Linked DNA regions of Mus musculus: region 2 is linked to region 1. Evidence: chromatin loops called from intact Hi-C (ENCODE). Cell type or tissue: left cerebral cortex. All regions are shown on one strand. Each heading gives the region's core, and the rest is flanking DNA. Links, peaks and the distances in the headings are about the cores only. Region 1 holds the start of Gcn1 (GCN1 activator of EIF2AK4). Region 2 holds the start of Rab35 (RAB35, member RAS oncogene family).

Evidence for each region. Hi-C counts contacts between places; a loop is a spot of excess contacts. Peaks named below come from ENCODE experiments on the same cell type or tissue, not always from the same donor. Only the 100,000 strongest peaks of a DNase experiment are listed, where the experiment ranks them.
Region 2: a loop joins it to region 1, with 2.4 times the contacts of the local background. A loop is called at or near these places in 3 of 42 quality-filtered maps.

Annotation. Positions count from the first base shown.
Region 1 is chr5:115,564,967-115,576,240 of GRCm38, forward strand. Gcn1 (GCN1 activator of EIF2AK4) reads left to right here and starts at 297. Exons shown (of 58, transcript NM_172719.2): 1 at 297-340; 2 at 6,443-6,545; 3 at 9,613-9,676; 4 at 10,199-10,330; 5 at 11,154-11,262. The coding sequence starts at 323. In left cerebral cortex, for the core only: no CTCF peak of the experiment used is centred there; DNase peaks (open chromatin) are centred at 6,312 and 7,944; H3K27ac peaks cover 548 bases.
Region 2 is chr5:115,625,811-115,637,084 of GRCm38, forward strand. Rab35 (RAB35, member RAS oncogene family) reads left to right here and starts at 6,177. Exons shown (of 6, transcript NM_198163.1): 1 at 6,177-6,388. The coding sequence starts at 6,337. It overlaps 1110006O24Rik (RIKEN cDNA 1110006O24 gene), which reads right to left and starts at 6,006. Exons shown (of 1, transcript NR_027810.1): 1 at 5,239-6,006. In left cerebral cortex, for the core only: a CTCF peak has its summit at 5,796; DNase peaks (open chromatin) are centred at 5,763, 6,091, 6,869, 7,303 and 1 more place; H3K4me3 peaks cover 2,439 bases; H3K27ac peaks cover 1,476 bases.

The DNA.
Region 1 (11,274 bases), core at 3,588-8,587:
CATCCCTCCCGCGTACCTCACCATCACCTGTTCTAACCTCCAAGCCTCTTGGGCCTGAGACTAGTCTTTGGGTTCATTCCTGGGGCCTAGGAAACAGCACGATGGGGGGTGTCGGTGCTGGACCCGGGATCCCCCCAAGGATGCCAGAGCTGCAGGGCGCTGTCCGGGGGAGGCCGAATCGAGGAGATCCCGCGCCCAGGGGCTGCAGAGCACGACCTGCGGCCGCCCTCCCGCCCGGGGGCGCCAGGCCTCGCCTTGCCGCGTGGGCCCTGCTGTGACCCGGAAGCGCTCCGGAAGCGGTTCCGGACTGGGCGCCGGCAGGATGGCGGCGGACACGCAGGTGAGGCGGGCGGCTGCGGCGGCCAACGCGGCGGGCGGCGGGGACCGGACCCGGAGCGCGGGCAGTGGGGCGGCGGGATTGCCCGGGCGGAGGCTGCGGCGCCCACGGCCGCGGAGGGCGCAGACGGAAGCGGCGGCGCGGGGGAAGGGGGCGGCGGCTGCTCGCGGCTCGAGGCTCCGGCCGGCCTGGGCGAGCAGAGCGACCCTGGACTCGAGCATCTTGCCATCCGCTTGGCTTCGGGGTAGCGGGTGCCGTGCTGGGGCTGTGCGGGTCCCGGCGGTGGCAGAGCTTACACTCGGCGTCGGCTACGGTTCTCCGGAGCCCGCGGGGCGATGCAGAGGCCCCCCGACTCTGTGCCCACACTCGGAGCGTAGCCTTTTTATGTCCATACGGGTTCGGAGTTGAGCCTCCGCTCGTTGGTTTCGTCAAGGCGTTGGATCAATGACATCACCCCTCAGGGTCTCGGTCCTTTTAACATTTGGTGGTGGTGATAATACCGATATCCTATGTTATTTTATGGGAAGATGTATTGAGACAAAATAGTAGGGTCCCATGTGGGTTTGCTGGGTGTTAACTGGGTCCTGGGTGAGATCTCAAAATGTCTTCACCTGCGAAGAGTCGTGACACCGTTGTGCGTTCACACCTGTGGGTACCTTGCAGTTCAGGGAGGCGTTGAGGCTACCCCCTTCTCCATCTCAGCCTCTTTTGTAGCCTCGTGGAAGGATGAAATAATAAATAAGAAACATAATTTTTTTTTCTCTCCATGTCTCCATCCCACCCTCCCTTTTCAAAAATGTAGATCAAGGCCAGGTAGTGGTGGCGCGGTGGTGGCACGTCTCTAATCCCAGCACTTGGAAGGCAGAGGCAGGTGGATCTCTGAGTGCCAGTCCAGCCTGGTCTACAGAGGGAGTTCCAGGCAGACATGGGTACACACACACACACAAAACCCCTGTCTTGAGAAACAAACAAATTAAAAATATATATATATAGTGAGTTGGCTTTGAACTTGTAGCCATCTTGCCTGTGGCTTCTTAATGGGTGGGTGGGGGGCTTACCCTGCCTGGCAGGAACGTATTTAAAAAACAGTTTGAGTCTCTGGGGTGAGATTAATTGATTTTTATGTTTGATCCTCAAGGCCCGCCAAAGAGGAGCCATTTAACCTGATCATTAAAAAGATGCTTTGCAAGGGTCTTCAGTAAAAGGGTTTGGTAATTTGTTTAGACAGAGCTGCGTCTTAGTGAATCCTAAGAAGGGAAGTTACTTAATGTTTCTGAATATTTAAGAATCTTCTCCCTAGAGTTGTGTTATTTAGTAGTAGGTTACCTAACTGTGCTATCAAAAGAGCCGTAAAGCTTACTTAAGTTCGTCAGAATTAAATGAAATTTAAAAATTCGGTTCTCCACCTGTGCTTCAAGTGATTTGTCCTTCATGTCTTCAGAGCAGCCACATCAGGTTTGTCATTTCAGAAAATCCTCTCTTGGGCAGTGGTGTCTGCAGAGATATCGGTGGACTTGGGAGGTGTGAGAGCTGATCTTTCCAATGCCCAGTGTGACTCCTAGAGGCTCTTAGCATATAAGGTTTCCAGTGGGAAACTTTTCCTATCTTACTTTGTAGCGCTGGGGACCCAGCCCAGGGCCCTCACGCTTGCTGGGCAAGGGCTGAGCAACAAGCTATTCCTAATCTGGCAACTTCTGATTAAGGAAAAGAGCTTCGACTTCCTTGTCAAATATGAAAAGTTCCTGCATATTTGTGAGAGAACTATCACTATGAGTTTAATGCTTTGTTATTGCCCAGCGTGGTGGCACAGGGGTTTTGTTGTTTTGTTTTTTTGTCACAGTACTCGGGAATCAGAGACAGCAGGATCTCTCAAAGTTCCATGCCATCCAAGGCTGCACTGTGATAAGACCTTGTCTCTAAAAAAAAAAAATAAAGAAAATAAAAGGAAGTTTAATGTTACCATATTGGAAGGCAGAGGGTAGTACATATGCATTATTTTCTCAAACCTCAGTAAGGTTGGTAAAGCATTTAAAAAATTATAATACGGGGCCAGCAAGATGTTTTATTGGGTAAAAGTGCTTGTTGATGTGCCAGCAAAATGGCCTGAGTTTTGACCCCTGTATCCCTTGGTGGAAGGAGAGAACTGATTCCTGAAAGTTGTCCTCTGACCTGTGCACGCATGAGCGCACGTGTGTGTACACACACACACACACACCATGGCATGTGAACATCTGAACACATGCACGGTGCACATACACATGCGCATGCTCTCTAGGCTGTGTGGGAACCCAGTGGTGGAGTCTGGCATCCACGAGTTCCATCCCTAGCATCCCTCCTCCAAGATATTTTAGGGCGGAGGGCAGGCTCGGTGATGGACCTTGTGTCTGGCATGTACATTTCAAGCCTTGTTGTCTGGTCCCCAGCACAGCAAGGCAGACCCAGCAAATGGATGTGGGAGCAGCAGTGCACAGGCAGCAGTGGCCAAGTCTGGAGGCTAGAACGTGAGAAGAGGTAGAGTTTGGTTGGTTGGTTTTTGAGTCAGGGTTTCTCCGTGTAACCCTGGCTTTACTGGAACTCTGTAGACCAGGCTGGCCTCAAACTCAGAGAGCTCTTCTTCTGCCTCCCAACCTTGGTATCAAGGGTGTGCACACACACACCCCGTCCCCCGTGAGATACAGATTTCCGAACACTGAAGGAAATGACTCCTGATCCGTGAGCTAGGAAACTCAGGAACCAACGGGAAGACCTTGCAGAACCTCTGAAAGGCAGAGCTCACGGGATCAGGATCCTTCACTGATGGAGATGTTTCCAGACCAGAGTTCTCAGCACTGTGGATAAAATAGTCTTACAGCAAAGCATTTGACCATGAAATTTCAGAATCTTTAAAAAAAAAAAAAAAAAAAAAGGCCTAGAAGTTTCTAGACAGAAAACCCGATCCCTTCTAAAAGATCAAAGCAGAACCAGGCATTCCTAGAACCAAACACAGTAGGTTAGAGTTGGAGGCCTGCTTGTACATAGTGCGACCAACCATGTCAGAACAAAAAATATTACAACAGCTTTGGTCTTCCCAACCCTAGGTAAAGGTTAGCATTCAGTGGAGGAGTACAGTCGCCTCAGTGTTCTGAAGGACAGTGATTTCAGCATGGAGTTCTGCGTCATGGCAGACTTGACTATGAGGCTCGAGCCTTTTCACGGACCCTGGGGGCACTTGTGGTGGTTACCTTACACATGGAAGAACAGAGAACTCAGGGAGACAGGCTCCTGGACGAAGGGCAGAATCTTCCGGAATAAAGACACACAACCAAGAATTTGAGTTGAATAATTAATAAGATTAGGAAGAACACCGCAAACAGGATCGTGGGAAGGGCAATTATTAACTCCAGGGAAAGGCATTCTAGGCGGAATGAGGAACACAGTCATTAAATGGAGGTCGTGTCGGTACTGTTTCCGTACAGTTCCAGCATCAATCACCGCAGCTGGCTCATTGTGACCCTGAGGACTGCTATTGATGGGATGGAGAGAGTGGTGGGGTCAGAGTCCGAAGGCCACTGGCGGGAAAACAAAAGTCTCACTGCAAGCACCTCCATGTTTGGGAACAGTGGAGGTGACACTGAAGTGCTGGCCAGGCTCAGGCTTGGGGGACAGATCTGGAGCTCCTGGGCTCTTTGCCGGTATGGAAGTGAGAACAAAGGACACTTAAATTACCAAAGCCAGCCGGGCGTGGGGGCACATTCCTTTCTCTGAGCACTGGGGATGCAGGCAAGTTCAAGGCCAGCTTGATCTGTATAGTGAGTTCCAGGACAGCCAGGGCCATAAGAAAACCAAACCAAACCAAAAACAAACAAACAAACAAACAAACAATCAAAAAGCAAGAAATAGTTTGGAGACCACCGTGTCCATTCCCTAGAGAATTAGAGTAGGAATTTAAGCATAAAAGAAAAAGCAGGAACCGGTGAGCCCGATCCCGGGACCCACTGTGGGGAACTCCCACAAGTTGTTCCCTAATCTCCACACTCAACGTTTGCCCTTCTCCAAAGTACACGTAAAAAGAAGGCATTGTTCATTGTCTGTGCCCTTGACTCAAGTTACTGATTTAAACTTCCTGTGGATGAACTGCCCTCAAAACCAGTGTCCTCTTCCCCGCTCGGAGCCGTCCATTGCCCTGTGGACCTGCAGCCTGCCACAGGAAGTTTGCAGACTACCGCTCAGGAGCAGGTTTCCCCGGGGTCTCAGACTGTTCACATACTGCGTGTGTGCTAACTCAGTTGAAGGAGGCTGTGGACGCCTTGGCACCCTTTTATAGACGAGCTTGGGTTCAGGGTTAGTTCTGAGAACACAGGTGCTGTGGCACTGGCTCCGCTTTGAGGCAGAGGCTTTTACTGTGGAAGTGGGAGATGGGCCTGTTGGTGCTGCCCCCACAGGCTTATTAATGGTAGTAGGCTTTTTGAGTGAATTAGAATTAGTTGCCATACTAGTCCCAAGAGTTAAGAGCTGTTAATTAATTGCCTTCGTTAGAGAAACTGAACCTGAGAGCTGCCGTTGTCTGACTTGGCGTCCACAGCTAGTGAGACCGAGCTGGGATCCAGCCTCTTGGTCTTTCCCCATTAGTGAGAGCTGTGTGCTTCTCTTCTGCCAGAGTGGCAAGGTCCTGGCTTTCTCCCTGGGAGGTCAGAGTGTGACCCTGGTAAGGGAGAGCCTGCTGGGTGTACTGTGGGCCTTCCCTAGACTTCACAAACTGGGATTTTTGAGGTATAGTTTACATGTAAAAAAAAAAAAAGTACTGCCATTTATTTATTCATTCATGCATTTATTTATTTGAGACAGGGTCTCTTTATATAGACCAGGCAGGCCTTGAACTCACTGAAATTCTTCTGCCCCCTTCTGGGATTAAAGGTGCATGTTATCTTGCCTGGCTTGTACTGCCTTTTTAAATGTATTTGTTGTGTTGGGACTGTTGTAGGTTGTGTATCTTGATTATATCCACCCCCGCTCCCCCTCTCTCTACCCAGTGCCCCAGGACAGACCCTTTCCACATTCATGATCACTTAACGGAAATCTTTTTTGGGGGGCGGGGGGGGGTTTGGAGACAAGGTTTCTCTGTGTAGCCCTGGCTGTCCTGGAACTCACTCTGTAGACCAGGCTGGCCTCGAACTCAGAAATCCACCTGTCTCTGCCTCCTGAGTGCTGGGATTAAAGGTGTGCGCCACCACGTCTGGCTAGTTAACGGAAATCTTATTTCATGTGTATGTGTGAGTGCCTGTCTGTTTGTTAGTGCACTGTGTGTCTGCAGAGGCCAGAAGAGGGCATCAGGTCCCCTGGAACTGAAGTTCCAGATGGCTGTGAGCTGCTGTGTGGGTGCTGAGAACTGAGTCTCAGTCTTCCGCCAGATCAGCAAGTGCTCTTAACTCCTAAGCCATCTTTAAAAATAGGTGTATTTACTTTGTTTGGGTATGTACGTGTGCGTGAATGTGCTCTTGTGGGCCTGTGCCACACTGTGTGTGGAAGTCAGAGGATTGACTGTGGGTCCTTTGGTGTTTGGGTCCTCTGATTTGGTATTTGGTGCAGTTAGTGCTGCTGATGTGAGTGCGGGGGTGGGGCCGCCTGCTGGGGGGGACGGAGGTGGTGGTGGTGGTGGTCGTCAGTCTTCCAGTGCTCACCTCTTAGGAAAGAGGCTTTCCCTCACCCATAGTCATCAACCAGGGGTGAACTTTTGGGGTGTTTATGAAAGGATGCTTTCTGTCTAGAGGCTTCTGAACTTTGCCTTGCCTTGCCCGAGTTCAAGAAAAGTATGTTGAGTGGATGAAGACAGTGTATCTACACTGAGGGTGCTGTTTGTTCCCTGTGTCTGGAGATTCTACACCATCTAGGGACTTGATTGTCACAACTAGGGCAGGAGGAGAGTGGGCTGAAACTGGCTGTGACTAGTGGGTGGAGCTGAGAAATGCTTTTAAAACCCCATAATGCACAGAGGCAGCTTCCCATGACAAGATGTTATCCAGCCCCAGCTGTCAGAACGCAGCTCTGCCTGTGCACACACACACACACACACACACACTCAGCGTTTGTCATGTCTGTTGAAACTTTGTGTGGGTTTGGTCTTCGCAGGTTTCCGAGACACTGAAGCGCTTCGCTGTGAAGGTGACAACAGCCAGTGTGAAGGAGCGGAGAGAGATTCTCAGTGAACTGGGGCGATGCATCGCCGGCAAAGGTGTGTATTTGCCTGTTCCTGCACTGCTGTGTCTGAGGGAAGTCAGGGTGCGCGCTCTCTTTCTCCCTGAGCTGATGAGACGACCCTGCTCGTCTGCTTCTGACTACACCTTTTTTTTTTTAATGTTCTTCAAAACAGTTGAAACATTTGGGTCGGTGCAGGTAGGTTTGTTTTGTTCTGTTTCAAGACAGGATTTCTCCAGTTAGCCCTGGCTGTCCTGGAACTTGCTCTGTACTCCGGGCTGGCCTCAAACTCAAGAGATCCGCCTGCCTCTGCCTCACGAGCACTAGGATCAAAGGTGAGCCCCACCACCGCCCGGCCATTATTTGTAGGTTTTTTTTTTAAATTATTTATTATTTATTTAATGTATAAGAATACTGTACTGTTGCTGTCTTCAGACACACCAGAAAAGGGCATTGGATCCCATTGCTGATGGTTGCGAGCCACCATGTGGTTGCTGGGAATTGAACTCAGGATCTCTAGAAGAACAGTCGGTGCTCTTACCCGCTGAGCCATCTCTCCAGCCCCCTTATTTGTAGTTTTAATTATGTTGATTCTTGAGCAGTATACTGGGCACACAGATATTTTCTTTGTATGTCCACGGACATGAGAAGATGGTAGCAGGTGGCGTCCAGCTAAGTACCCTAAGTCTAGCTGAGATTGAGAGATGTGTGTTTTCTAATGCGCCCCGAGAACAGTCCCTACAGGCGCTTGCATTTTACTAACTTTTCTTTTTGCGGGGAGAGTAGTGGTGGTTGTTTGAGAAAAGGACTCCTTAGAATGGACTCCTTAGAATGGCCTTGAATCCCACTCTCCTTATTTAGCACTCAGTCCTGGAATTATAGGTGTGCACTACTGCACCAAACTCAAACAAACCAGCCGGCCTACCTTCCATCCCTCCCTCCAACCCTCCCTCCCAAGACAGGGTCTCCCTGGATGGACCCAGCTACCTTGTAGTGCATGTCTGTCCTCTGTCCTCAGCCTCCCCAGGGCTGAGCTTACAGATGTAAACCACCACATCTGGCTTTTCCTTCCAATCTTCTCTCACATTCCCACCTGCTGCTTCAAACCTGTTGTTGCCTGGGTAACAGGCAAGTTTGTTAAAGCTGTAAGTGGTGTCAGTTGCTGCGTGAGTTTCTCAGCTGTCCTGTGTGTGAGTGCTGTAGTGTATAATTTTATGCCTACTCGGAGGCGACTCTCTCAAGGCCCCAGTCTGTTAAGGCTGCTGTGCAGAGATGCCAAGTATATGCTTGTACTGAGCCGTGCTGGTTAGATTTCCCTGCAGGCTAACTGCCAAGTACTACATCCCTCACACACACACACACACACACACCCGTTTATGGAGTAAGTTTGAATTCTGCGTCTCAGTTTATGAACTACTCTGAGTCTTTGAGGGTGGTTTTGCTTTTCTGGCACCCTGAATGTACAGTTCCAAGTAAGTTGTACTTGTGAGGTGCTGTGGTGTGAACACCCAGCCTCCTTCCTGGAATCTGTAGCTTTCAGTCCTCTAACACTCCGGGCCTAGGCTGAACATGAGCTCCTGTGATGCCTCTCAAGGGCTGGTGAGGCGGGGGTGTGAGAGCATCTGCAGCTCGGGACAGCGGACACGAGCGCTGGGTGTTTCCTGTCATTGTTCCTGGTCTGTCAGCTTGGCTGCTGTTTCCTTAGTGCTGATAGCCCCACAGGCTCGGAGTTCTGCTTGTTTCCTCTCCATCGTTTGGGCTCCTGAAATGGGACGTGCTGAGAAAGCTCCTCCTGGGCTTCATCCACCTCATACAGGGGCTGAGTTTCCCCAGACAAATTTCTCTGCTGACTGCTTGCTCTGGTCTGCCGGGTCCTGCTTGTCCCAGCTGACTCACCAGCATGCCAGGGCATTCTTGTTCCGCCTGGCTGCCCCTCTGGCTGGCCTGCTGGCTTCCTGTTGTTTATTTTTTCCTTGGAAGGTGGGTTTACAGCAGAGCCCACTGGGTGGGGCAGTGCCTTGGTTTACAGAGCGGCCTGAGTGCTCTCCTCAGAGCCTTCTTCCCTGTCTTCCTGCCCTCTCTGTATTTCCCACAGTTGACAAATGCAGGTTTGGGCTTTCAGGGCTGTCTAGTTCCAGGCATGCCTGTCCTGTCCTGGTTCTTAAGCTTTTCTCCCCCCCCCCCCCCCCACCTTTTTTTTTTTTTTTTTTTTGAGACAGTCTCTGTAGTTCAGGCTCTCCTTGAACTCAACTATGTAGTCCAGGCTGGCCTAGAACTCACAGAAATCCACCTGTCTCTGCCTCTGCCTCCCTGAGGGCTGGGATTAAAGGCATGCATCACCACACCTGGTTTATGAACTGTAAAAAAATGTTGTCATTTTGTGTGCATGCCTGTTTGTGTATGGTATGCTTACAAGTGTCAGGATGCACACGTGAAGGACAGAGAACCTTCTGGAGGCAGCTCCTTCCTTCCTCCTTTACGTGGTCCCAGGGGTGAGATTAAAGTCAGGCTTATAGAGTATGCATGTACCTTTACCCACTAAACCACCTTGCCCACCAGTTTTTGTTTTGTTTAGTTTAGAAACAGGGTGTCTGTCTGTCTATATATTTTTGAGATAGTTTTCACTGTGTAGCTCTGGCTGGCTTGGAACTCACTATGTAGGTGACACTGACCTTTAACTCACGTAGATCTGCCGGCCACTGCTGCGATTAAAGGTGTGCCTCACTACATGTGGCCTTCCTGCTGACTTGTAGACCACTTATTAGACTGTATGTGAGCAAGTACCTTCCGAGCATCACCAACAGCACAGTTTAAAGCCAGCGCCCAGGCCGGAGAGCAGAGCAGGCAGTCGTAGCCCTGCTGAGCCCTGCTCTGTAGGGAGAGGGAGATGCTGGGGTCTTGGGCTTCTTCTATCCATCGTTGGTTTAGCAAGTGTCTCCTGCACTCGGGGCGTTTCTGTTCCATGTGCCTGTTTTCTCCTTGAGATTTTACAAGGTGCGGGGCTTACTAGGGCGTCTGGTACCAGGATCCCAGCTGACAGGACTGATGTAAGCGGACACTCACCGCTGTGCTTGTTGTTGAGACTCTGTGAACTCTGCTTTCAGATCTGCCAGAGGGAGCCGTGAAAGGGCTCTGCAAGTTGTTCTGCTTGACACTGCATCGATATAGGTGAGCCCCCAGAGACCAGGGCTTAGACCGTGCCATACAGCGACACTGTGTCAGAGAGACAGCATGGGGCAGTGGGGAGAGCCCCTAGTTGTTAGAGCCAGACTCTTAGGTTCATGCTCTTAACTACTGGATCCTGGGCAAGTTACTTAGCCTCCCTATGCCTCAGTTTTCTCATCTGCAAAATGGGGATGATAGCATTTTGTACCTCATGGGAAGTTGTTAGTGTGAAGGCCTGGGACACTGCCTGCCTTATTATAATATCTCAGCGCATGTATGCAATCATTAGCTGCACTTATAAAGCTATAAAGGAGTCATGGGGCATATACACCATGAGCATAGATTCTGCCCTTCTTGTCATCCTGTGCTCTTTCTGGGGTGAGGTGGGTTTATCAGGTTCATCTCTGTCCCCTAGGGGCCCCTGAAATGTAGGACCATGAGTGTCCCCCCGAAGAGCAGTGCTTGACTTCAGCAGCCCTGTCTCTGCTGAGGTCACATGTCACTACCCCTTCCTTCCCTCTTTAGAGACGCAGCCTCTCGCAGAGCCCTGCAGGCAGCCATCCAGCAGCTGGCCGAGGCCCAGCCAGAGGCCACCGCCAAGAACCTCCTGCACTCTCTCCAGTCTTCAGGGGTTGGCTCCAAAGCATGTGTTCCCAGGTACGGGCCTGGGGCTGCGGGCCTCCGGGGGGTGGTGCCAACTTCTCAGGTAGGCTGGTGTAGAGCCACTGGTGGGAGCACATCTGGCCCTCTTACCTTTGTACTCTGAATGGCACTAGAGAGCGCCTCTGAGTGGGGAGAGGAACCAAGTTAGTAGAGAAAAGATCCAGTGGGCCCGAGGCACTGGATGGGCAAAGCTTTATATACTTGTTCATGTACATTTTATGTGAATGAGTCTCTTACTGCACGTATGTCTGTATACTATGTGCATGCCTAGAACCTGAGGATACCAGGGGAGGGGGTCAGGTCCCCGGGACAGTGGGAGCTGCCATGTGGTTGCTGTGAGAATCGAACCCAGGTCCTTTGGAAGAGCAACCTGTGTTCTTGTTTTTTGGTTTTTTGTTTGTTTGTTTTGTTTTTTGTTTTTGTTTTTTTCGAGACAGGGTTTCTCTGTATAGCCCTGGCTGTCCTGGAGCTCACTTTGTAGACCAGGCTGGCCTCGAACTCAGAAATCCGCCTGCCTCTGCCTCCCAAGTGCTGGGATTAAAGGCGTGCACCACCATGCCCGGCTGCAACCTGTGTTCTTAACCCCTCTTAGCCGTCTCTCCAACCTCATCTTGTTTTTACTGTCCCAAACATCAAGGGATGGGATTTAGCCAGTGAGGCCTGGACGCTTGTCCTGTTTATCACTGATGGTGTTGGGGGAGGGTTCATACACACACACCATGCTGTGCCACAGGGTGAACATTGTTGTCCCCCCCCAATCCCCCGTGGAGGCTGGAACCCCGCACTAAGCTCTTCTCCTCCCGCTTCTCCTTTGTAGCAAGAGTAGCGGCTCAGCTGCCTTGCTGGCTCTGACCTGGACCTGCCTCCTAGTGCGAATTGTCTTTCCCCTGAAGGCCAAGCGGCAAGGAGACATCTGGAACAAGCTGGTAGGTCCCTTG
Region 2 (11,274 bases), core at 3,885-8,884, 61 kb after region 1:
CTATCTATCTATCTATCTATCTATCTATCTATCTATCTATCTATCAATCATCTATCTATCTATCATCTATTTATCTATCATCTATTTATCTATCATCTATCTATCTATCTTATTTATCTATCATCTATCTATCTATCTATCATCTATCTATCTATCTATCTATCATCTATCTATCTATCTATCTATCATCTATTTATCTATCTATCGAGTTTTTTGAGACAGGGTTTCTCTGTGTAGTTCTGACTGTCACTCTGTAGTCCTAGATGGGCCTTGAACTTAAAAAGAGATGCACCTGTCTCTGATATTTAAAACAAAACCAAGCCAAAAAGAAAGAGAGAGAGAGAGCACGCAAAATGGGATTTTATTTTTGTTTTGTATATGTATTTTTCTATATGCAGGTGACATGTGTGTGTGTGTGTGTGTGTGTGTGTGTGTGTATACAGACACATGTGTCTTCCTAGATTGCGTTCCATGCTATTTTTTGAGCCAGGGTCCTGTCACTGAGCCTGGAGTTCTTTGATTCCGAGGGACTGGCCTGGCAACGGGCTCCAGGGAGTCTCCAGTCTCCACTTCCCCAGCCCTGGGGTTGCAGCCACAAGCTGCCACACCTGGGGGCCCTTCTGCTCTGGTGACGGACACTTTCTCAAACTCCCAAGCCTTACCTTTCTGCAGTGCCAGAGGAAGATGAGCCTAGCCACCCCAGGCCTGGGGACCAGTCTGTGTGGACTAGCACCAGGGCCTTATCTAAAGGACTAGTTTTAAGGTACGCTGAAGAAAATGCCTTACTGTTCCATGTTCCATGCACAGGACACACTAGGGGCTTTGCAGTTAGATTCAAACTCTCCCTGCCCTGCTTGTGATCCAGCTCTGTAATGGGCGTGGACACCACAGGCTTGTCATCTGCATTGGATGATAACGGTGTACCCTGCATAAGGCGAGGTGCTCCCTATATGGACAGTGTGAGTGAGAGACTTAAGGGAAAGGGCCAGCATGGTGGTTTAAATGAGAATGGACCCATAGGCTTATAGATTTGAATATTTGGTCACCAAATGAGTGGCGAGTGGCGGTATTTGAAAGAATTAGGAGGTGTGGCCTTGCTGGGGAGAAAGTGTGTCACTGGGGGTGAGTTTTAAGGTTTCAAGGACCCAAGCCAGGCCTAGCGTCTTTTCTCCCACCGATCTGGATATAGAACTCTCAGCTCTTCCAGCAACCATATCTGCCTTTGTTCTACCACACTCTCCACCAAGGTAGACTAAACCTCTGAAGTTGTGAGCCAGCCCCAATGAAATGCTTTCTCTTCTAAGAGCTGCCTTGGTCATGTGTCTCTCTCCCCAGCAGCCGAACCCTGACAAAGCCAGCAGTCACCGTGGAAGGTGGAACACAGATGGGCACGACGCTCTTGCAGATGCGCCTTCCAGTTTTTTGACCCTGTGGTTTGAAGGGCTGCTTCCTTAAGATCTGGAAGTCAGGCTTCTGAAGGTGATGGCTGCCTTTGCCAGGACAGGGCAGGAAGGGACTGGCCATCAGTCAGTCCCCACGGCACAGAGTTCTGTCCTTAGGAAGGGTAGAGCCGAGGTGTTAGCATGTGGACTAGGCTCTGCCCCACAGTCTCTCTCTCTCTCTCTCTCTCTCTCTCTCTCTCTCTCTCTCTCTCTTGCCTTCTTGCCCCTGCTCCCCGTCTCATCCCATTCCCTTCCCCCTGTCACCATATGCTCATGGCTGACCTCTACTCTACTACTCTCTCTCTCTCTCTCTCTGCCTTTCTCTGTCTCTACTGTCCTCTCAACTCCCCTCCCCATGCCCTGAATAAACTCTATTCTATACTATACCATCATGTGGCTAATCCTTCAGGAGGAAGGGATGCCTCAGTATGGGCCAGCAGAGGCACCCCTCTTCCCCCACACCTTACCACACCACAACACGAGGGGCACATGGGAAGGGGGCCTCTAAGGTCCTTCAGACAGCCAGGAGGATCGTGGGGGAAGAAGCCTGTGTTTCTTTAGTCACCAATAAAAGTCTATTCAATAAAAATAATCCTGGCCAGGCATGGTGGCACACGCCTTTAATCCTAGCACTCGGGAGATAGAGGCAGGTAGATTTCTGAGTTTGAGGCCAGCCTGGTCTACAAAGTGAGTTCCAGGACAGCTAGGGCCACACAGAGAAACCCTGTGCACTTCCAGAGGTCCAGAGTTCAACTCCCAGCAACCACATGGTGGCTCACAACCATCTGTAATGAGATCTGACGCCCTTTTCTGGTGTCTGAAGATGGTGACAGTGTACTCACATAAAATAAATAAATCTTTTTTAAAAACCATATAAGATGATGATGATGATGATAAACTAGGAAGCCCGATGATAATAGCTCAGCTGGTGGAGCGCCTGCCCAGCGTGCACACAGCCCCTGGATCACTCGGTAGAGCCACACAGAGGCTTGGTGTGGTTTTTATGTTCACTTCCACATTTTTGCATGACCACAGCCCTCAGATTTACCCAGATACCGCAGGTCCCCGTGCTGACCTAACCCCAGCACTGCAGACTTCAGGGTGCTACCCTTCCCCAAGCCCTCAGGGGCCCCCTCTTCTCTACCCTGCAGCCTCACATCCCATCCCTCCTTCTGGACCTCTGAGGAACCCTGGTTGGTCTCCGCCTCCCTGCTTACTGTTCACTGCGAGGTTGAAGAGTAGAGGCCTGCCACCCCGAGCTGCTTTGGCTCCCTGTCCCTCATATGCTACACTTCCTTCTGTCATCCCCGTGGCCTGTACTCCCAAACACCTCGAAGGTAGGTTTTTAAATTTCGCTTACTGCTAAGTCTCTGGATGCTAAGTGCCAGGCATGAAGTAAGTCCCAATAATTGTGGCAGGTTTTTGTTTTTTGTTTTTTTTTTTTAATTTAGAAAGATTTTTTTTTTTTTTAACGTACAGGGGCAGTTTGCATGTACGTTTCTGCACCACATGCGTGCCTGGTTCCTAGAGAAGTTAATAGAGGGTGTCTGTTCTCCTGGAGCCTGAGAGTCATAGTCATTGGTCGCTAGCTGCTGTGTGGGTGTTGGGGACCAAACCTTGTCGCCTGCAAGAGCAAGTGCTCCTCCGCTACAGAAACACCTCTCCAGCCCCACTAACAGTTGGACAGATTACTGATTCGCTCCCCTACTATGAAGAAGCTGTGGGTGGTGTTTGGCTTCTGGGTGCATCTAGTAAGCACACCCGTATTTATTGAATTAATGAGTCAACAAATTGAATTTGTTGCATGGATCCAGCTACCAGGTGATGTTGAAAAAGCAGCTTTGTCTGCCTGTCACTGTTTGTCTCATTTGTAACTGCCCAGCCCCGCTCACCACCGCGGTGCTCCTGCCGCGGGTCTGTGACACAGCTTTGCAGTGCTGCTCTTCTGATGGGGATCTCCGGAGTTAGCTCTAAGGTAGGAAGATAAGCTGTAGCCCGGGACATGGGGACAAGGTCTCTAGCTGCGGGCTGTCCTGACCAGCCTGCAGCAGTTCACACGCGACACACGACACATGCGTTTTTGGAAAGAACTCTTCATTGACTGCAGCCAGGTAAACATTAGACAGTGTTTTCAGAGCGTTTGCTGGGAGACTCATTTTGGGATTCCAGAAGCATACCCTGGCCTCAGGGAATTCCCCCCTCCAAGCCAAAATTGATGATTCTCACAGGGTGTGACAGCGGCTGTCTGAATACAGCTGACATTCAAAGTGTGCCTCTGTTCTGGTGTCACCATGAAATCTTTGTGACGGACTCTTCTCCTTCCCTCTTGCTAACAGAGACAGTCTGTGTCCTCTGAAGTATAGTACAGTATAGTATAGTACAGTACAGTACAGTATAGTATAGTATAGTAAATGGTAAGAGGCCATTACATAGTTACAGAATAAAGGCAGGAATTAACACCCACTGGGTTCCAGGTGACATATGGATGGGGCAGAACTGGGAATCTCATCTCCCTAGAGCTGTTCTGCTTCACTCCCCAGAGAGTCCTGTGTTGACAGGTTGCTGCTCTGGGACTGTGGGAAGTCCCCTATAGGAAACAGCTCGATGATGAGCGAGCCCTTGCAGAATGACTAACATTGGTCCCTGTGACTGACGATGCATAGCCTCACATTTACAGTATTCTGAGGAAACAGACTCTGAGGCCCCTTGACTATCCAGAAGCTATTCAGGGGTGGATTTCAAAGCTGGCATTGAAACTGCAATCTTTTCAACCTAGGAGCAGGCATGAAGATGACCTGACCCGATGCTTTAGGTGCCAGGGAGACGTGGAGTGCTTATCTGAAGTCTACCCTAATCCTAAGACTTCTTGCTTTCCATCTGTCTCCTCTAAAATGTTTTTTTTTTTTTTTTTTTTAAAGATTTATTTATTTACTTTATGCATGTGAGTACAGTCTCTATCTTCAGACACACCAGAAGAGGGCATCGGACCCCATTACAGATGGTTGTGAGCCACCATGTGGTTGCTGGGAATTGAACACAGGACCTCTGGAAGAGCAGCCAGAGTGCTCTTAACCGCTGAGCCATCTCTCCAGCCCCTCTAAAATGTTTTGAGGTTTTTCTGTTATGTACCTGAATGTTAGTTTGAGTCTACAGACCACATGTCTCAAGTGTCAGCCAAGGCCGGAGGGTGACATCAGTTCTGAGACTGGAGTTACAGATCCTGGTAAGGCGCCATGGGGGGTGGGAGGGGCTGAGGATTTAACCAGGTTCCTCCGGAGGAGCAGCCAGTGTTCTTAACTGCTGAGCCATTCCTCAGCCCCTTCCCTGTTTCTTAAAAAATGCCAATCAAAGGAATAGCAGGAACCTGGCCAGTCCCAGGAGTTTTCAATCAAGAACACAACACAGCCAGCGTCTCTCCTCAGCCAGTATCTTATGATTCTAGGCTCGTGTTCATCTGACATCACCAGGCTTGCTTCAGGGAAATAAAGAGTTCAAGCAAGGCCTAGATCAGACACTGTGTGTGCTGTTCAAGGACCTGCAGTACCTTGAATAACAAGAAAATTATGAACTGCATAAATCTACCAGCAGCGGAATTGTTAAGGAATAGTACAACCATCAGATGGGGGTACCACGTGGTGACGAGGCAGTTAAATGATTGATGGCGGCATACCGGTGAACTGCGAGAGGCACATGGGTGCTTAGATACTCTGAAATGTATGGGAAAACATGTATCCATTAGACTAGTAAGTGTTTCATGCTGTCCAAGAAACTTTAAAGGAAAACTAATGTCAACTTTGAATTCAGTAAGCGTCTGTATTTTGTTGTTGTTTTGTTTTAAACACTAGCACTGCTTCTTACGGGGAAAGATTAGGAGTGGGCAGTATCCCCAACAGGTGCTTGGCTGGAAAGCACTGGAGGGCAAGAAGAAGCAGGGACAAAGAGGCTGGGGGTGGAGCTCAGCTCGAAAAGCGTCTGCCTAGCATCTGCGAAGCCATGGGTTCGAGTCTCAGCACCACATTAAAACAGGACTCAGGAGGTACAGGTGGGATCAGAAGTATATGGTTATCCTCGGCTACTCGAGAGAGTCAGGAAGCCACCCTGGGATACTTGAGAACTTGTCTGGAAAAAGTAAAAAACCACAGGGATGGGGCAATCCCTGCAGACCTGCAGGGAGGATGGCGATGGCAGCGACAGCTCTCGGGGACGGGCAGGTGGGCTTCCGCTCCAACTGGAAAAAAACGTGGGGCTGGCTCCGCGCTGCGTCCGGAAAACTGAGGCAGAAGGAGCAGAAGCGCTGGCGAGCAGGGTGCATACGCCCCACGGATCCCAATCCGGAACCGCTACCCGTTCCGCCAGGGGGTCGGGCGTCCGGGATCGTGGTGCTCGGGGGACGACTTCCTCCCCAGCGCTGACCTCCAGGCTTCAGCCCTGCGGCCGGTTGTCACCTCTCTTCCGTCGGGCCCTGCTAAACGGTTCGGTTCTCCCGGGGATCCGCAGCGACGGCGCTCGCTCGCTCGCTCGCTCGCTAGCTCACTCGGACCTCGGCCGGCGAGCGTAGCGCACTGCGCGTGCGCGGAGAGGGCGCGGCTGGCCGGGGCTGCGGCTGCGCAGAGGCGGTTCCAGCCCCCGCGCCTGCGCAGTGGCGGGGCGGGGCGGGAAGGAGGGAGGCGGCGGCACCGGCGGCGGCTGCTGAGGAGGAGGAGGAGGAGGCGGAGGTGGGGGAGCGGAGGGAGGTGTTTCTGTCAGTTCCGGCTGTTTGTTCGGGAAGTGGATCCGCCGCTGCCGGAGCAGCCGGGAGGGAGCTGCGGATCGCGAGGCCAGGACCGACCCCGCCCGCCCAGCTCGCCTGCCCGCCCGCGCGCGCGCGCCCGCCCGCCCGCCGCCCCCGCCCGCCATGGCCCGGGACTACGACCACCTCTTCAAGCTGCTCATCATCGGCGACAGCGGTGAGGGCCGCAGGGGCCGGAGGCGGTGTGGGCCCTGCCGGGCGCGGCCCGCGGGGGCCTCGGGGCGGGCGGGCGAGCGGGGCGGGCGGGCGAGCGAGCGAGGAGGCGCGGCCCGCGCGGGGCGGGAGGCGCGGAGCTCGGCGGGGTCGCAGGCCCCGGGGGGGCCGCAGCGAGGGGACTCCGGGGTGGCTCCTCGGCGGGGCGGGGGGCACCGAGGGCGCGGGATGCACGCACGGCCCCGGCGCTCGTTCCTGCCTCACGTGTGACCTTGGTCAAGTCGCGCGATCGCTGGAGTTGGAGAGAGCCGGGTTCGAGTCCCGGGGAGGCAAGCTTTTGCCGCTCTGTGACCTTGGGCGAGTTGTCTCGCCTCCCTTGAGCCTCAGTTCCTGCATCTGAGAAGTGGGGACTTGTTAAGCTGAGCGGTGGGATGATTCGGTGAGCTGAAAGTAGGGAAAAGCGCCTGACCCGGCATAAAGTAACCTCTAAGTAACTCACAGTGTTAGCAGCATGAGTCGCCCTGTGAAGACTCAGCGCTCCGTGAAATGGGGGTATTTCCAGGACCCGTCTCCGGGTTGCCGTGCGCTTGGATGAGGTGCGGCAGGTACAGCCATGAGCGCATTCCTTTAGAATTGTTACTAAGTCTCAGCAAGGTTCAGTTCTCATCTGTGGAATGGGAGTGGTAGATTTGCCTGCCAAGGCTGATGTGAGCACACACTTAATGAGGGGACTAGTGTTTGGCACACAGTAGGTGGACAGTGTTTGCTGTTCTCTTACCCGGGTGCTTCATTCAATATTTTAAGTGCTTTGTGTACACAAACACACACACACCACACACCTTTCAGTACCGCGCCATCTCTGATTCATAGATCAGCTTCTGGTACCCAGTGCTTAAATGCATTTGGTCAGTGAATGAGAGTCACACTGGTTTCTGGCCAAGGATGAAGCATTTTAGAGGTGTTTGGAGTATGGCAGGTGACCAGGTCCTGTGGGGTGATGGTGAGTTCAGGGAGGCAGGCCCAGGATGTTTAGGGGAGCTTAGCTGAGGTGCCAGGAATATGTGATGTTTTAGGAAGGAGGCTGGCGAGCAGCTAAGTTTATAGATCAGACTGGAGTGTGGGATAGAGAGGGTCATGTGACTTGAGACAGCCAAGTTGGTGGTAGAGCCTGTGTATTGTCAAGGAACTAGAGCTCCGTGTCCCCCCTGAGACTCAGGATATAGGCTTGTTGGCTGACGCTGTCATAGACGGACATGGAAATAAGTGGATTTTGGTCTCACGGGAGAAGCTGGGTTGGGATGTGGTTGGTGGTTTGGATCTGGTGGAAGATGGCTGAAGTCTTAGGGGGTTGCTGTTAGGGGGGGAAGGTGTCGGGAAATGCTAAGGCCTAAAGGATTGGGGTAGAAGAATAGCTGTGTCTGGGAGCGGAGTTGGAAAGCTGGAAGACTGACCTGTAGTGGTTTGAATGAAAGAAAACTAGGCAAGCTGTGTAGATAGACTTGAACTTGGACCCAGCTAGTGGCATTCTTCTGGGCTCTTGAGGGTTTGTTGACATTATGGTGATCTCTCTCCTTTCAGAGCTAAAGTCAGCCCGCTGTGGTCAGAGGTCTTTATCCCTCCTCAAGACGTGGCCAGTGTTAATATCCAAAACTCGAAAGGCCAAACTCAGCAAGAAGATGTAGCTTGTTGGCATTTTCTCTTCTGTGAAACCCAGGAAATGGTTTCTGCCTGCTTTCTTACGGTGCACCTCGCATGGTGTATTGATTTTTTTTTTTTTTTTTTCTTTTTGCTCAGAAGTCAGGTGTGGGGACAGGACTCACTGGTCAGTCTGTGTGTGACTAGCTCCAGATTCGGTGTGAGTGCAGGCCCAGCTTATGGGGAAGGAGGAGACACTATGCTGTTGGGTTTCTCCTGCCACGGAGATGACACTCAGGAACCTGGGAGATGGAAGCCAGGGAGCAGGGACCATGACATCACCGCCTGATTGCCCTGGCCCCTTGACTGTGTGCTTCTGAAGGTGTATCAACTGATCCACAGACACTCTGTTATCTGATGCTCACCCATGGTCTCTGTGGTTTGTCAGATAAGGAAACCAAGGCTCAGAGGAGAAGCCTTCGCTGCCCTAAGCTTTAGCAGCAGAGCTGTGAGTTCTAATCCCATGTGCTAACCCTGAGAGCAGGCGGCATTGGGCTGGCAGGCAGCGGGCCTCACCGGATCCTAGTGTAGCGGCTTTCAAGTCTAAGTTCTCCTCCCCCCCCCTCTGCAATGTGGTACACACTTCTGGAATGTATTCCCTGGACATGGGCATCTTTTCCTTATACCCGAGGTCCTGTCCTCTCAGCTGTCCTGACAATGGCTTTTGGTTTGTAACCGTACCCACTGGTGCCAGTCACCCTCATTCTCAGAGCCTGGAGGTTACACTAGTTAAAATCCTTCTCTTAACAGATGTGTAGACGGGAGCTGAGAGGTGGGCATGGTTGGTCTGCGGGTACAGGAGAATGTGGTCACTGAGGCAGAGTTAAAGTTGATGCCGCTTTACCTGAGTTTGCAGCAGGCTGGTTAGGTCTGTGGCCCCAGGAGAGCAGTGGGCAGAGCTGGGGTAGGTCTGTGGTACCATGCAGGGGTGAAGGGTGGTCAGCGGTGACATCCCTGTCTCCCAAGAGGCATCAAGTGTAGCATAGCAAGCCTTCAGGTTAGGTGGCAGAAGAAAGTGCTGCTGTGCTGGAGGTGGGCCCTGGACTTCTTCATTGGGTGCATCTGTAGGGTAGATAGCAGCTGGGATATTTGGGAGGTGGCACATCTTGGTTTCTGTTCCTCTCAGGAAGAGCAGAGTTGGAGGTTGGTATCAAGTCCCATGGCAGCAGACCATGTTGTGACTAGTGGGTTTTCTGCAGCCAAGGATTTCAAGTCCTTGCTGGCACTGCGGATGGTACCTCTCTCTCCCTTGGCTATTATAGATACATGAGACTAGGATAATTGATGTTGGTGATAATGATTGATGATGGTGGTGATAATAGAGGTGGTAAGGGTGGTGGTGATGATGGAGGTGGTGTCGGCAGCCAGATGTGGTATTGCACATCTTGAAACCAGCACAGGTAGGTGGCTTTGTGCTGCTGAGGCCAGTTTGGTCTGCATTGAGAGTTCCAGGCCAGCCAAACCCTGTCTAAGGGGGAAAAAATCCTGCCGTCTCCTGCCCCTCAAGTTTTAAGCGCTGCTTCCCTGGCGGCTGGGGATGCTGCTGTAATAGCATTGTGTAGCATGGCTTCACTGAGACTGTCAGCTTGTGGAGGGGCATTAAATGGTAGCTATGAAGTCCTGGGCTCAGCTCATGGCTCTGAATGAACACATAGGGTGAGGGAAGGGAGGTCTAGGTCCTGGAGAATTCACTGCTCAGTGGCTAGAAAGAGCTTTTAGCTGAGTAAGCTGGACTTAGAAGACTTTCAGGAGGAAGCAGAGGCAGCAGTGGGCCAATGGGGTGTCAGTGACAGGCAGACACCGTGAGGACCAGCCCAGAAGCCGGGCTGTCTTTGGGTTTAGCAGGAAGCCTCATGGCGGAACAATGAGGAAGTGATGCAAAGCAAGGGCATTCATTGTGAGCAGAGGGCTGAGCTACAGGTGCGCCGATGCTTTGACTGGTGCTCAGCAGCAGAGCATCCTCCCCAGACCCTCCTTGGGAAGGTAGAACCCCGTTGGACTCAAGTTCTTCACTGGAGTGGCCTGGAGAGGGTGTCTGGGGTTGGGTTAGAAACAGTTGTACAGCTGTCTGCAGCAGTGGTTTGCAACCTTGGCTACTTGAGCGCTGGGGTGGAACTGCCCTGTCTTTCAGAACTGGAGTCAAGCTCTGGGCTTCTCTCATAATAGGGACATACACTTAAATTTTGATTTTAGTCACGGGGCATTTTTGGTGTCCTAGGATAGGATTTGGTGCCTCTGAAGGCGTCTCTGTTCGACATAGAACAGACGGGAGGTGTATGGGAGCCGTGGGGTCACTTTATGCTGGTTCCTGTAAAGGCTGCACGAGGAGGATGGCTGACACGACATGCTCTGCTTATTTTTTATAAATATATATACATACATATATATATATATATATACACACACACACACATACACACACACACACATACACACACACACACACACACACACACACACATACACACACACACATACACACACACACACACACATACATACACACACACACACACACACACACACACACACACACATATATATCTTTTGGCTGCTTTTGTTTTAAGTCATGCTTCATTACTGGGATACACTGTGCTTGTTCTTGTGTAGCAGTTCCACAGAAGTGAGGATGTCTGGGGTATTTAAAGTTTTCTTGGTACTGCAAAATTGCTTTTCAAAGAAACTGAAGTCATTTGCATTTCTATTAAAGGGGCTGAAAATGCCCCCATTCAGGGCTAGGAGTATAGTTCAGTTGGTAGAATGTTTGTTTCACATGCACAGAGTCCTGGGTTCGATCCCCAGCATCCCTATAGCCCCAGTATTTGGGAGGTAGAGGCAGAAGAATTGGATTCAAGGTCATCCTGTACTACTGTGAGTTCAAGTCTGACTGAGGCTAGGTGGTAATTAATCTCCAACACCACCCCCCCCCAAAAAAAAGAGGGGGAGAAGGGAAAGGAAGAAGGAAGGAAGGAAGGAAGGAAGGAAGGAACAAACAAGCTGGCAGGCTCTCAGCAGAGGTGTCCAGTGCTGCTCCAGAAGCCTGGACTTGAATCTGGGCTTACTTTTTACTGGGGGAACCTTAGGTCTTAGCTGCTCATTCCGTAAGCCTTGGTTTCCTCATGTGAAGAGACAGAGTTGGAATTCTTGGGAGCATCAGGAGCCACCACATAGACTTGAGTGTGCGACTATCTTTAT